Linked DNA regions of Homo sapiens: region 2 is linked to region 1. The links are chromatin contacts, found by Hi-C or POLR2A ChIA-PET in ENCODE. All regions are on one chromosome and are shown on one strand. The core of a region is the stretch at or near the end of the contact, and the rest is flanking DNA. Distances in the headings are between cores, read along the strand shown. Region 1 overlaps SEMA5B (semaphorin 5B). Region 2 overlaps KALRN (kalirin RhoGEF kinase).

Region 1 (2,995 bases), core at 316-2,815:
TTTACTCCAGCCACATCTCTTGGTGACCTCAGCTGGGTTTGGTACCCATCACTGTCAGGACATTCTTACATCTTTTCTGCCACATGAGCCAACATTCAAGGGTCCTAATAAAGGCTATGGGCCATAAGTCTTGGGGCAGGTCATTTTCTCTCTTTGGGGATCCCCTCTTTTGAGCATTCTAACATCTTCTGTTCACTTACCAATGCTTACGTCTGACTCAATTTTTCTCACCAATGATCCCCAACTTGTGAAATCCCAGATACCAGGACTTCTGGTGAAAATACATGGGTTCTGTGCTCGAATAATTTTAATTATATCTAAGCTTTCTCCTGTTCTTTTTTCTATGACAGACAGTGTGCTAATTATTTTTCAAATGTGATCTCATTTCATCCTCACCATATGGCTATAAAATAAGCTTTACTGCCTCTTTTCAGATGAGGAAACTGAGGCTCAGAGAGGTTGGGTGGCCTGTCCAAAGTCACACCAGAAGTGGCAGAGCCGGATCTGCTCTCAGATCTCTTTGATGCCAAAGCGCATGCTTTTAGTCAGCCTGCTTCCCACCTCCTTCCAGGGATGCTTTGGAGACAGATTCACCAGGAAGGAAGGTGAAGGTGCTCTCTCCTGGCTGTGGGGGCACAGAGAAGGGATACCACCCAGGTCTCCTCCTGATTCCCTGTATCCAAAGCTGAGTCCAGCCCAGTTCCTCTCCCACTGCCCAGAGCTTCCTCCCTGCGTCCTATCCCGTGCTGTGTCCTGGATGCATTTTCTTTCTCTCTCCTGGTCAGTATGCCTGCTACTGCCAGGGCCTCTGATCGTAATTCTCTATTCCAGTGTCTCCAATGAGAGCTCCCAGCTCCACTCCCATTCTGCTCCACCTCATGGACATCACAGCCCCTAGGTCACTCCAGCCTTCCTGGCACCCACCTGCATTGATATTTCTGTGTCCCACTCACTGCTGCGGGTGTTGAAGTCACTGGCCCCTTCTGCTTTCCCAAGTTCCCTGACGCAGGGAAAGTCACTGCTTATTAGTTTGTGCCAACAGCGGGGGTGGCAGAGAGCAGCGAGGCAGATAATCTGAGGTAGTGGGGAATGTAAGAATCATCTCTATTTGGCTGTGGAAGGTATTTTTGGACTTACAGTTGAATGTGGGTGTGTGTTATGTGCTGGGAATTCACAACACTTCAAGCCAAATACTGAAGCTCAACCAGCAGGACCTGGCTGCTGGTTTCAGGAATTAGAAAGCTGTCCACCCTGTTCCTATTTCCTGCAGAGTTGGGTGGCTCCGTGTCTCGGCTGATGTTCAGGACCAGCTGAAGCAGAACTGCTACTTCTCTAGGGCTCAGAAACCACACTTGCCCCTGACCTAGAGCCCGGGCTGCAAATATGGGTGCCCACAGCAGGTGGGCAGCCAAGTGAGGCCAGCTGGTGTCACACAAAACGGAATGGCAGAGCCAGGACTGTGAACCCCTTCAGGAGGGCACCATCACTTCTCAGGGACAGCTGCTCCTCAGCTCCAGCTGATGACAGAGGCCAAACAAAACACATCTATGAAAGAATTTGGCCCTCTGACAACTGGATTGCAGTCTCCAGCCTCGTGGTTCTCACACTAATGTGCATCAGAATTGCCTGGAGGGCTTGTTACAACCGATTGTTGGGCCCCTTCTCCAGAGTTTCTCATTCAGTCAATCTAGGGTGGAGCCCAAGATTTTGCAATTCTAGCAAGTTCCCAGGTGATGCTTACGGTCTAGGGACCGCACTTTGGGAACCACTGCTATAGCCCAGCAGCTAGAGAATAAGAGAGCTTCCCACCTCCTTACCTTTTAGTATTTGCAAGCCTCTTTTTGGTGTCAGCTCAAGAGGTAATCATGTCCTTTAGAAGTTAAAAGTCAGAAGAAAGGGTGAGACACATCTATTAAATGGCAAATATTTCATGAACATCTCGTTTAATCATCACAGCCTTCCTGCAAGGTAGGTATTATTGCCCCTACTTTACTGCTGAGGATCTAAGGCACAGAGATGTTCATGACTTGCCCAAGGTCGCACAGCTAGGAAGGACAATTCTGGGACGGAAATCTACATCAGCCTAACTCCAGTGCCCATGCTTTTCCCAAATCATCAAACTGCCCAGAGAAACAGGGCCTCTTTGCAAAATATACCCTCTTTCTGGGGGTTGAGCAGAATAGCCTTCCCTTTAGGGACCCTTCTAAGTTTGTCCATCAGGGGCATTTCACAGGAAGGGCTGGATCAAGAGCCAGAAGGCTTGGAGAGGGGAGAGTCTTTTGCCTCCTTCCAAAGGGAATGATCAATAAAGACCTGGTCCTGGAGCACTACCCAGTGGCCTATAATTCCCAGGAGACAGGAGGGCTGACCCTGGGGCAGCATAGTGCCCTGGAAGTGCCAGGCCTGAGGAAGTCACTCCTGAACAAACCACCTTAGTCCTTGGGAATACATCAGAGCAGGATGGGAGAATTATCTGGTTAATGTCTGCAAACTGGTGGCAGGAACCATGTCTGTTTTGCTCAGTGCTATATCCCTAGCTGCTAACCCAGCACCAGTCACATAAGAGACGCTGAATTATTTGTTGAATGAGAGAATGACTGAATGGTGGAACAAAGTGCAAGGAATCTTTGCTCTTAACCAAAGGGACTATGGGAATCTTTGCTCTTAGCCAAAGGCACTAATGTGCCCACTCATGGTTGAAAGTGTAGACACTCATAAAGCAGCCAGCCTTGAGAAGGGAGATGTGGCAGGTGATAATTCTGCTTCAGGTAATTGATCGGAAATGTTTTCCAAATCCATCATGGGGCATGAAGCAAAGATATTAACAGGTCTGCCAAGAGCCAGCAAGAATAAGGTCTTATTTACCTCTGGATCCTCAGCCCGTGTCTATTGAATGAATGAAAGTGAGTCTCTCCTCCTGAATGCCCAGTGGGGAAGGTGTTCACACACTTATTGCTGCATGGGTGCTGGTGGGCCTCTGCCCAAGGAGCCTTCC
Region 2 (2,995 bases), core at 151-2,650, 1.1 Mb after region 1:
TTTGAGGGAGGAGAGGAATCTCCCAAAATTTGATCAGTGGAAGTCTGTCCTTTGGATGTCAGTGGAGACCTCGAGTCGTCTGGCTGCCTTGTGCAGTTCTATGTCTGTAGCGTGGTGCAAAGGGGTATGTCCCCAGCCTGGAGAGGGGATTCCTGTATGCTGCTCTCAGCTATTATGCACTGGTTTCCTTTCTGATTCTGGGCAGGCCACTGTACCTCTCTGGGCCTGAGTTTCTTCACTATAAAGTGAAAGTGCTGAAATGGATGATCACTGAGGTTCCTTTAATCTCTTGAAAGTCTATGGGGTCTCTGATAATTTAGGAGAAAGTCTTCCTTTGCTTATCTCAACTCTGGGAAAATGCATGTTATAATGGTTGTCTTATGCCTGGGAGTCCCTGTTCTCAGACATGACACACAAAACGTACAACAACCTGCCACTGGCTGGTATCTGTCCCTAGCTATTAGAAATCCAGCCGCAACAAACCTCCAGCCTTGCCAGTCTCTGGATGAGCTTTACAAGCTAAGTTCTGAGCCAATTACAGTATCCTTAGTTTATTTTTTGTAGGACCCACCAAATATTTATGGGCTTCCCAGGAAAGTTCAGTCAACAATTTTAGGGTAGCTATAATCTATGTGTAACAACTACTCTTCAACATGATTTGTTTCCTCTCTTAGTCTATAAAGAGGATTTTTTGAAAGGAGAAAAGTTTTGTTTGAATTTTCTCAGAAACTCCAAGTTCTTTAAATTGGATATTTGGCAAATCTTTTTCCCCAGAGTTATCCATGTTGGCTGGCCCTGCCAGATCTTTTTCCTCTCTCTTAGAGGGAGTTTTAACTGCCATTGATTTATCCCTTACCACATTTGGCTTTGTGAAGAGCTGGTGGGGAGGACGATCTGCAGACTGCTTCTTCCTCTGGAGATTAAGCCTTCAGGACCATATCCTGTACTTTTTCTTAGTGCCTCCCACCATACCGCCCCCACTTTTGCCACTCTGTCTTCAGGTATGAGTACATTATTCTGGAAGCTGGGCAGAGAGTGAGGAACTGGGATTGAGGGAACAGAAGCAAGTTTTAAAGGTCAAGAAATTCTCATAGTTTATAGAATGATCAAGAGTCAGAACCAGAGGGGGAAGCCTGGCCAGAGTCAGCAAGGGGCCAGGGATCAGGGAAGTAGATAAAGGCCAAGAAGATAAAATGGTGAAAGCTCAATCATGGAAGGCAGTATACGATGCATTCAGCATCCAGGGCATCTGCAGAAGCAGAAGGAGCAGGAAGAGAGAGGGGAAGCAGATGTGAGTTTAACTGCAGCAGTCCTTATTGATTGAGGAATCTTTTTGCTTTGGCCCTGCCTGCACTTGTGCGCGTGCCAAACTCCCAAGCAGAAGGAGCCTGGGCCTGGGTGGTGGAGCCCAGTGAGAGGACCTGGCCGAGGCACAGTTGTTGATGTCATCAGCTGCTGCCTCCCTACTTCTCTCTGGAACAAGTCATCCTGTGAGGCTCTGTATTTCTGCTGCTCAAGGACCCGCTGTCCTTTCCATCGGTGAGACTGCAAGTATCCAGGTTTATTCCCTAAGCCTGGGGTTTCAACTTGAGGGGTCAAACTACCTGGATACATTAAGAAAATGAGACTGGGCAACTGTATTAGTTCCTTTTCATGCTGCTGATAAAGACATACCCAAGACTGGGCAATTTGCAAAAGAGGTTTATAATGGATTTACAGTTCCACAATTATGGCAGAAGGCAAGGAGGAGCAAGTCACCTCTTACATGGATGGCAACAGGCATAGAGAGCTTGTGCATAAAAACTCCCATTTTAAAAATAATCAGATCTCGTGAGACTCATTCGCTATTATGAGAACAGCCCAGGAAAGACCTGCCCCCATAATTCAGTCACCTCCCACTGAGTTCCTCCCACGACAGGTGGGAAATGTGGGAGTTACAATTCAAGATGAGATTTGGGTGGGGACACAGACAAACCATATCAGCATCCAAATTCCCCATAGAATATTATCCTTTAGCTTGATGGTCTTTAGATGTGTAATTTCCCCACTTCAGTTCATGATAACAGAGCTGCCTATATATCTTTCTCTGTGTCTTTAGCTGATGCCCTATCTTTGTGTTCTTGAGTCCTTGGGATGAGTTCACTCATTTTGTTGGGTGGGCCAAAGGGTCTTTCTGGCCGCAAGCAGAACAGGTTGTGAACTAAAGATACCCATTTATCTTTGTGCTTTTATTCAGTAACCAAGAGGGGCCCTTCCTGCTTTTTGACCCAACTCTCCTCCAATTACCTTTTTCTTCTTTCTCAAGCTTGAAAGTTTTGAATCTACATATCTCTCTATGGTGCCTGAGAGCACTAGCCTTATCTGTGGCTTGGCTCAGCATGGCAGGCTTCAGCCTTGACCTGCAATTGGATTTTTCTGGGAATTTCTTACTAGAATTGATCCAGCCCAATTAAATCAGTAAGCTTCCCTGTAGTATCTGTCTTTTCACCCTTCACTCATAGATTTAACATCTCTTTTAACCTTTTCCAAATTGGACCATTCATCCTCCAGGCTGAAGATGAAAGAGTCTAGATTTATTTTATATATTTGTATATATTTTTAAAAAAACTATATTATTTCTATACTGTAAGCATTCAGGTTAAAGTTTGAATCTTGAAAGTAGCTTCTTTAAACATAATTGTGACAAATATCACTCTGTTGATTGTTAGTTTACACTTGTCTGAGACCAGCTCTAATTCCACTGGGTATGTGCTCCTTGTAATCCTCTTCCTTGTCCCTTCCTTCCTGAGACTCTCATTATAGAAGAAAAAAAAGGAATTGTGTAGTGTGGAGGTCCTTTAACTTTCTCAGTTCACGGTACCTTAACATCTCAGTAAGTTTTCTGTGGCACCCTTACGTGAAACAGAATACTTAGTAGATCTGTTGATTAAGTAGTTAGATCCAAACAACTTAATAAGTACTAATGTTCTAACAATCCAGTAGCCATTTGAAAAAA

Evidence for each region. Hi-C counts contacts between places; a loop is a spot of excess contacts on that map. ChIA-PET counts read pairs that join two places held with the same protein, here RNA polymerase II (POLR2A).
Region 2: a map of posterior vena cava shows a loop between it and region 1 (26-fold over the local background). The contact joins two enhancer-like sites. A Hi-C loop is called at or near these places in 1 of 168 maps with a recorded cell type or tissue (posterior vena cava). POLR2A ChIA-PET finds 5 or more read pairs at or near these places in 1 of 52 experiments (OCI-LY7).

What each region holds. Positions count from the first base shown.
Region 1 is chr3:122,968,731-122,971,725 of GRCh38, forward strand. The region is part of intron 1 of SEMA5B (semaphorin 5B); the gene reads right to left. Among named protein-coding and RNA genes, the nearest start is that of SEMA5B, 58 kb to the right of the region's middle. Within about 2 kb of position 1,566, at least 8 of the 41 ENCODE cell types and tissues checked have a DNase peak (open chromatin) inside an H3K27ac peak, as active enhancers do.
Region 2 is chr3:124,056,256-124,059,250 of GRCh38, forward strand. All of the region lies in intron 1 of KALRN (kalirin RhoGEF kinase), which reads left to right. Among named protein-coding and RNA genes, the nearest start is that of KALRN, 24 kb to the left of the region's middle. Within about 2 kb of position 1,401, at least 5 of the 41 ENCODE cell types and tissues checked have a DNase peak (open chromatin) inside an H3K27ac peak, as active enhancers do.